3 separate regions of the Homo sapiens genome follow, and regions 2 and 3 are each linked to region 1. The links are chromatin contacts, found by Hi-C or POLR2A ChIA-PET in ENCODE. All regions are on one chromosome and are shown on one strand. Each heading gives the region's core, a stretch centred on a gene start or an enhancer-like site at or near the end of the contact. The rest is flanking DNA. Distances are from core to core; before and after follow the strand shown.

Evidence for each region. Hi-C counts contacts between places; a loop is a spot of excess contacts on that map. ChIA-PET counts read pairs that join two places held with the same protein, here RNA polymerase II (POLR2A). Pooled maps may share reads with other maps.
Region 2: a map of endothelial cell of hepatic sinusoid shows a loop between it and region 1 (6-fold over the local background). The contact joins the promoter of MESP2 here to the enhancer-like site in region 1. A Hi-C loop is called at or near these places in 1 of 168 maps with a recorded cell type or tissue (endothelial cell of hepatic sinusoid). POLR2A ChIA-PET finds 5 or more read pairs at or near these places in 2 of 52 experiments (OCI-LY7 and WTC11).
Region 3: a pooled map shows a loop between it and region 1 (4-fold over the local background). The contact joins the promoter of MESP1 here to the enhancer-like site in region 1. A Hi-C loop is called at or near these places in 2 of 37 single-sample maps with no recorded cell type and 2 of 50 pooled maps. POLR2A ChIA-PET finds 5 or more read pairs at or near these places in 3 of 52 experiments (AG04449, H1 and OCI-LY7).

What each region holds. Positions count from the first base shown.
Region 1 is chr15:89,671,156-89,673,747 of GRCh38, forward strand. PLIN1 (perilipin 1) reads right to left here. Exons shown (of 9, transcript NM_002666.5): 3 at 2,055-2,259; 4 at 327-409. Among named protein-coding and RNA genes, the nearest start is that of PLIN1, 6.9 kb to the right of the region's middle. RefSeq lists silencers at 1,157-1,421, 1,963-2,257. Within about 2 kb of position 1,281, at least 3 of the 41 ENCODE cell types and tissues checked have a DNase peak (open chromatin) inside an H3K27ac peak, as active enhancers do.
Region 2 is chr15:89,775,050-89,777,641 of GRCh38, forward strand. It overlaps MESP2 (mesoderm posterior bHLH transcription factor 2), which reads left to right and starts at 1,283. Exons shown (of 2, transcript NM_001039958.2): 1 at 1,283-2,232. The coding sequence starts at 1,309. It overlaps LOC124903550 (a long non-coding RNA gene), which reads right to left and starts at 1,560. Exons shown (of 2, transcript XR_007064751.1): 1 at 1,241-1,560; 2 at 1-2. RefSeq lists a silencer at 1,547-1,706.
Region 3 is chr15:89,749,951-89,752,542 of GRCh38, forward strand. MESP1 (mesoderm posterior bHLH transcription factor 1) reads right to left here and starts at 1,299. Exons shown (of 2, transcript NM_018670.4): 1 at 559-1,299; 2 at 1-277. The coding sequence starts at 1,281. The coding sequence ends at 194. It also overlaps the pseudogene MRPL15P1. RefSeq lists silencers at 570-859, 920-1,349.

The sequences.
Region 1 (2,592 bases), core at 31-2,530:
GTTGCCAAGTGGTCCAGGGCAGACTATGGAACCTCAGATCCCAGGGTGCGGTATCGGGAGGCAGTGGGACCCGCCTCAAGCTCCTGTTTGGGTTTGCCTCTGGGCTCGTGCCTGCTGGTCCCAGAAACCCCACCTCCGTTTAGCTTCACAGGGAGAAGAGGAGCCTGTTGTGTGGCCTTGGGAGCAGGCACTCTCCGCCAGCCTTGGAGGGTGCTCACCATGGGACACAGACTTCCAGTCACGGCATCAGCAGCCCCTGCCCTCTCCTCCCTGAGAGGCGGTGACGACAGAGTGCAGGGAGGCTTCGAGAGGTGGGAAGGGCTCACCTTTTCAGGGGGGTACTGGAGGGCGGGGATCTTTTCCTCCAGGTGGTCCAAGCCTCGGCAGGCCAGCTCATTGGCAGCTGTGACTGGAAGGAAAGGGCCAAGTTTGGGTGAGCCCTGCCCCTCCCCATGAGAATCTAGCAGTGGCTTCTGTGCCAAGGAAGTGACTTGGAGCCCTCAAATCCCAAGGCCTGCTGCCTCCCCAGCATCTCTGGGCCCCAGGCCCTTTGCCCTCTTTCGCCCTTGTCTGCAGGGACTCCTCAAGACCCGGGCCAGTTTCTTCTGTCTGTGTGGGAACTCTGGAGTCGCTCAGACCTGCACTCAAAAGGCCAAGTGACCACATCTAAGAAGCCTGTGGCCTCAGCTAGTCACAGCCTGTCTGAGCCTCTGCTTCCTACCTTGTAAAAGGTGAATTAATGGTGCCTGCCTGGCAGGATTTTTGTGAAGAAGAATGATGGGAGCTATATGAATCACCAACAAGTACCGTTCTTTCCCTCCTTCTCTTCCTTCCTGACCTGCAAGGGGGCTCTGAGTGAGCATGAGGAGGGAGAAGAGAGGTGTGAGAGGGAAGCAGATGGCAGTGAGGCCTTGGGGCTGGGCCTGCTTAGCTATCAACATGACAAACTCCCAGCACAGCCAGTGCAGGCCCCAGGCCGTCCATGCTCTTCTTTTTAACCACTAGGTGTTGAGATGGTCAACTGTCCGAAGAGGGTCACAGGGAAGGGAAAAGAGTTGCCCCCGGAGAGTGGGCATGCATCAGAGATGCACCTGCTTCAAGGGGATCCCGCCTGGATTGGCCGGGACATCGGCTCTGCAGCCATGGCCAATGGGGGCCACAGCTTTCAAGGAGAGTTCTTCATACTCTTTCATATATTCTTTTGCCAGATACCTTATTTTTCTTCACAAAATTCTCAAGCAGCAGAGAGCCCAGATGACTTGGCTGTCTTCCAGTTGGGCAGAATGAGACTCAAGGAAACTATTTAAGGAGATTGTAGCCAGGGACAGGGCCTGGGCCTACTTCACATCGGTCCTCTCCTGTTTGCTGTGTGGAGTCCTCAGCTACCCATAATTCTGTAATTAGGATGGTGGAAGGTACCAGACTTTTTGGCATTGCTGCGATTTCCCTCAGCCCTGTGTATGCCTTGGAGACCACATTTTCAGATGGGGCAGAACAATTTGAGTGGTGCACATCTGGTAAGGCCAGTAGGAGAGCCATCTTCTGCCTCTAGGGCCCTGGCTGGAGGCTCTCTGCCACCCCCACCCGTCATGAGCCGCTACCATCAGCTGCTGGGCTCAGCCAGCTTTCCCCTCCCTCCGTGCCCTCCGGCCCTGCCAGGCCCCCTAGTGCCGGCTGCCTCTGCCTCTGCCAGACTCTGCTGGTTCTTGCTGCTGCTGCTGCCTGTGCTGCGACAGTGAGTGTCTGGTCTGCCATGGGCCCTACCCTCACCACTGCCTGCACAGCTCTGCCTTCCCTTCCCCTGCAGATTCTCTGGCCATCATTGTTATCCTAGGAAAATGCCAGCTGGGCCATAGATAGGCATCTATAGAAGAAAAGAGATCTGTATGTATACCTTTATAGCCATAGATAAGAAGACCATGCAATGGGATGTGGGCAGTTAAGCAGACAGACAAGCAAGTTATCAGACAGTCAGACAGACTGAGAGGCGGACAGACAGACTGGAAGGTAGGCAGTGAACAAGCAGGCAGCTGCTGAGCGCCGCAAGGACTCACACTGGGTGGACAGCCTGCGGACCACCGGCTCCATGCTCCAGGCAGCCAAGCTACTGGCGCTCTGCACGCCCTTCTCATAGGCATTGCACACAGAGGCCACCAGGGGGTGGGCTTCCTTAGTGCTGGTGTAGGTCTTCTGGAAGCATTCGCAGGTGCCACTCACCACCGGCAGCTGCAGGACCCGCTGCAGCACATTCTCCTGCTCCTGGTGCGGAAGGAACACATTCAAGTTGTCCCACCTCCCTCTCCAGCCTCCCGGGAAGCTGACCCCGGGGTCATGGGGACCAATGGTGCAACTAGCCTGAGTCCAAGCGACCTGGGAGGAACCAAGGCCAAAGAGGTCTCTAGATGCCCCAATCATGGGAGCGTGGGAGAGCCCATGGGGAAAACAAGAGTCAGCCGGCCATGTCCTCCTGGTCACCATCCGGGGTGCTGGAGAGCTGCCAAGGCAATCTCTGTTCTCCAGGGACCAAGTCAGATCCCATCACTCCCACCCCCACCTCAGCTCACTCCCCTGATACCTACTGGTAGAGAGCAA
Region 2 (2,592 bases), core at 33-2,532, 100 kb after region 1:
GTCTGTTTCAAAAACAAAAAAAAGAGAATAAATAAATAAATATGAATTAAATGAATAAAGTCCATTAGTGCCTTGAAATCTAAGTACTTTCCTTTTATTTTATTTATTTATTTATTTATTTACTTATTTATTTATTTTTGAGACGGAGTCTCGCACTCGCCCAGGCTGGAGTGCAGTGGCACGATCTCAGCTCACTGCAACCTCCGCCTCCCGGGTTCAAGCGATTCTCCTGCCTCAGCCTCCCGAGTAGCTGGGATTACAGGTGCCTGCCACCACACTCGGCTGGTTTTTGTATTTTTAGTAGAGACAGGGTTTCAGCATGTTGGCCAGGCTGGTCTCGAACTTATGACCTCAGGTGATCCATCCACCTCGGCCTCCCAAAGTGCTGGGATTACAGGCATCAGCCACCATGCCTGGCCAGTACCTTCTTTATAAAACGATCATGGCAAACCTTCAGCTCACTTGCCAGGGCCTAAGTGCTTTACAGGGATCGCTGTACTTAGTCCAGGAACCATCCTAGGCATAGGTATTTTGTATCACTATTGGTACCGATGAGGGAATCTGAGGCTCAGAGGAGCTAAATAACTTAACCAAGGTCACAGCCAATAAAGAGGCCGGCTTGGGGACCCATTTTCGCCGGTTTTCATCACCTAGGGTACCCAACTCCTCTTCCCCAACCTAATCTATTCCATTTCTCAAGAGTAGATACAGACCATGGGCAGTGAGATGCCTTTCTTGGTGTGTCACTCAACAAATCAGAAACTGTGGATTTTGGGGACCCCAGAAGGGCCCACCTGCACTTCTTCCTCAGCCACCATGGGCAGGGCCCTCCGGGCTTGTCTTGATGCCTTATTTAATACAACAGTAGGCACAGCGTCCTGGGCACAGACCTCCGGGAGGTTAGTGATGAGAGAGGCACCCACTCCTCACGGGGTCCCTGAGGCACCCACAGACCATGGCACTACCCGCCTCTGTTGGGCTCCCGGGCACTCACCGTGAGCAGTGGACGGGGCAGGGGCGTGGGTGGGAGCGTGGTGAGAAGCTTAGCAGCTCCATCCAGATGCGAATTGTCCCTCCCATACTTCCCGGGCTGCAGGGGCCTCCATTTAGAGCCCCCAAGGAGTCAGAATCCACACCTCCGCAAATGGGCCCGCTTTCCCAGGGGCCCCCTGCCCAGACTTTCCCTGGGCTCTGTGGGTTTTGACACCTCTCTGCAACCTGGCGGGGGGCCACCTCGCACCTTTGGTCAACATAAAAGCTCAGGCCTGGAGGTGGCCAACCCAGCCTCCCAGAGCCTGCAGCCCGGCCATGGCCCAGTCGCCTCCTCCGCAGAGCCTCCTCGGCCACGACCACTGGATCTTCGCCCAGGGCTGGGGCTGGGCCGGCCACTGGGACTCCACGTCCCCGGCCTCCTCCTCCGATTCGTCGGGTTCGTGCCCCTGCGACGGCGCCCGCGGACTCCCGCAGCCACAGCCTCCGAGCTGCAGCTCCCGAGCCGCAGAGGCAGCCGCGACGACGCCCAGACGAGCGCGCACCGGACCAGCGGGCGGACAGCGGCAGAGCGCCAGCGAGCGGGAGAAACTGCGCATGCGCACGCTGGCCCGCGCCCTGCACGAGTTGCGCCGCTTTCTGCCTCCCTCCTTGGCGCCGGCCGGCCAGAGCCTGACCAAGATCGAGACGCTGCGCCTGGCCATCCGCTACATCGGCCACCTATCGGCCGTGCTGGGTCTCAGCGAGGAGAGTCTGCAGTGCCGGCGCAGGCAGCGCGGGGACGCGGGGTCCCCTTGGGGCTGCCCGCTGTGCCCCGACCGTGGCCCCGCAGAGGCGCAGACGCAGGCGGAGGGGCAGGGGCAAGGGCAGGGGCAGGGGCAGGGGCAAGGGCAGGGGCAAGGACAGGGGCAAGGACAGGGGCAAGGGCAGGGGCGCAGGCCGGGCCTGGTCTCCGCCGTCCTCGCCGAGGCGTCCTGGGGATCCCCGTCCGCCTGCCCCGGAGCCCAAGCCGCACCCGAGCGCCTGGGGAGGGGGGTCCACGACACGGATCCCTGGGCAACACCCCCTTACTGCCCCAAGATACAGTCGCCCCCGTATTCGTCCCAAGGGACAACCTCCGACGCGTCTCTTTGGACGCCACCCCAAGGCTGTCCCTGGACGCAGTCGTCCCCAGAGCCCCGGAACCCACCAGTGCCCTGGACGGCGGCCCCAGCAACTTTGGAGCTGGCCGCAGTGTACCAGGTATGTGTGGAGGCCCTTGCTGTGTTCCCCAGCCTCCAGTCTGCAGAGAATCTCGTACTTTTTCGATCCCAGCTTATCTACTCCAGGATTATCTAACGGAGGGGAGAATGGAAGGAACCCCCGGCTCCGTGGGAGAAGAGATGGGACCCTGGGAAGTTAAGGCCATCTCCACAGTCACCACAAGCAGTCTTCACAGCCATGGGAAAGAGGGGGAGCCCGCCGACTTTCTCAGAGGGTGGAAAGTAGCAGGGTGGGCGTGCTGGCTTCAAGTGCTATTAAGACTGCAGTGGGGGAAGGAAGTCCCAGGGTAAGGGCAGCATTTCCTGAGTAGATGGGCCTAGAGCTGGTGATTTCAAGTTT
Region 3 (2,592 bases), core at 49-2,548, 79 kb after region 1:
CCCTATGGGTCCCTCCATGGAGGGAGGGGCTGAGAAGGGCCGCCGCGGTGGGGACGGCTCTCACCCGCAGGAATGCCCCCGTCGGGATCGCCCGTGCCCTCTTCCAGGAAAGGCAGTCTGCCAAGGAACCACTTCGAAGGTGCTGAGGCCAAAAAGCCTCGGTGCTCACAGAGACGGCGTCAGTTGTCCCTTGTCACTTGGGCTCCTCAGGCAGCCACTCCAGAGGCGAGAGGGGCATCCAGGTCTCCAACAGAGCCAGCACGTCGCCCGGAAGGAGCTGTAGGGAGAGACGGAACAGCGCAGCCCTCAAGCACTGGTGGCCTTGTGCGGGTGTCCGCGCTCGTGGGCTCCACTCTCAGGGGGCCCCTAGCGAGGGGAGACCCAGTCCTCTGCGTGGCCTTTCCCTGCCTTCGCTTCTTGGAGCCCTGGGCATACTATGGTGGCCAGGTGGCCAGGCTGCCGGCGGGGAGCAGCAGGGTGCCTGGTCCTCACCTTGGCGGGCGGTGGGGCTGTGCGCGGGGGCACGGACGAAGGGGGCGCGGGGAAGGGGACACTAACCGGGGACGGTGGGCTTGGCTCCATCGCCTGCCCTTCAGGGCACGCCGCCTCGGCGAACAGCGCAGGCGGGTCGCGCGGCTCGGGTGCAGCTCGGGCTCCGGGGCAGGCAGGCGGGGATCCCCAGGACGCCCCGGCGCGGACGGCGGATACCAGGCCCAGCCCGCGCCCCTGCCCCTGCCCCTCAGCCTGCGTCCGTGTCTGCATCTGCGCGGGGCAGTCGTCGGGGCACAGCGGGCAGCCCCGAGGGGACCCCGCGTCACCGCGCTGCCGGCACCGGCGCTGGAGACTCTCCTCGCTGAGGCCTAGCACGGCCGACAGGTGGCCGATATAGCGGATAGCCAGGCGCAGCGTCTCGATCTTGGTCAGGCTCTGGCCCGCGGGCGCCACGGACGGCGGTAGAAAGCGGCGCAGCTCGTGCAGGGCGCGGGCCAGCGTGCGCATGCGCAGTTTCTCCCGCTCACTGGCGCTCTGCCTCTGCCCGCTGCCCAGGCGGCTGCTGCGCGCGCCGCGCCTACCTACGGAGGGGGCGCGGGGGTCCCGGAGGGTGCCTGGCCGCGCGGGGCTCGCCACGGGGCTGTCGGCTGGGGTGCTGCCCCATGAGTCTGGGGACGAGACGAGGGAGCGGCCGCAGTCCTTGTCGGAGGGCGGCGGCCGCCGAGTTGGGCCCCAGGCCGCAGAGAGCATCCAGGACTCGGAGAGCGGCGGGCACAGGGGCTGGGCCATGGCAGCGGCGGCGCGTCTGGGGGCCGGCGGCCGGCGGCCGCTTTATGCCGAGCCCGAGGTGTGAAGTGGCCCCTTCCAGGCCGCATCAGCACATCAAAGTGGGCTCGGGGCTTGGAGGGGGCGGAGCCTGACCCTTTGAATCCACGGCGGGGGGCCAAGGTGCCAGCCCCTTGACTGCGCCTGTTTCGCCCCACCTGGGCCCTCGCTTGGGCGCCCGACCCAGCCTCTCGGCCTTCCCGCCTGCGCCCAGTGTTGGGTGAAGCCCGGGGCGTTGGGCCAGCCCTGCAGGTTAAAGGAAGCGGGGTCAGAAAAACGAAATCTAGATCCTAGGTTTGGGGCCTGCCTTCACCTGTTGGGGACCTTATGCAAATTCTTAGTTCTTTTGCACCTTAGCTTCCAATTTGTATAATGAGAGCCTCAGGGCATGCGCCAATTGGACAGTGGAGTAGAGTAAGGACCAGGAGCAGGGACCCTCATTCCCTCTAAAGGTGGAGAAAACAGTAAACCACTTCTCCTTTGAGGCAGGATGGCCCTGGGTAGACCCTTCCCTGGTAAGAACATGTGGACAGTGCAAGGAAGCTTGCACCCCGGCAAATTCAATAAGCTGCCGAGTCTGGTCAGGATGCTGGACCTTCTGAGCAGAGGGAGGGGGTTAAGCCTGCTCCAACCCCAGGCCACCTCTAGCCTGGCAAGGTCTGGAGCTTGGCCTGTTGCCACAGCTGTCACCACTGGCCTTTACCTGATGTTCTGCCGCTATTGGACAGGTATAACAGGTTTTCCCAATGAAATGTGAGTGGAAATGACGCAGCAAAGGCATTTGACAAAATCCAACACCCTTCGTGATGAAAATTCTCAGCAAACTAAGAATAGAGAGGAATTTCATCAACCTGATGAAAGGCTCCTACAAAGAACCTACAGGTAGCCTCATACTGAGTAGTGAAAGACTGAAATCTTCCCCCCACCCCCCGATTGCAGGAACAAAGCGAGGGTGTCTCTCTTACCACTCCTATTCAACATTGTACCAGATGGAGGATCTAGGCTATGCAATTAGGAAACAAAAGACATACAGGTCAGAAAGGAAGAAATAAAACTCTTTTCGCAGGTTATGGCAGCTCTGGGCCCTGCTGCGCATGAGCCTGACCAATTTAAAGCGGAATCCTGGCTCCAGGAAACCCATGAGACGACCAAAAGGTCGGAGAAGAGGTAGAAAATGCGGCAGAGGCCATAAAAGAGAAAGGCAGAGAGGAAACTGGCTCTGCTGGGCTTTGGGGATGGCCAGACTCTATTTTACATCGGAATCCCAAAATACAG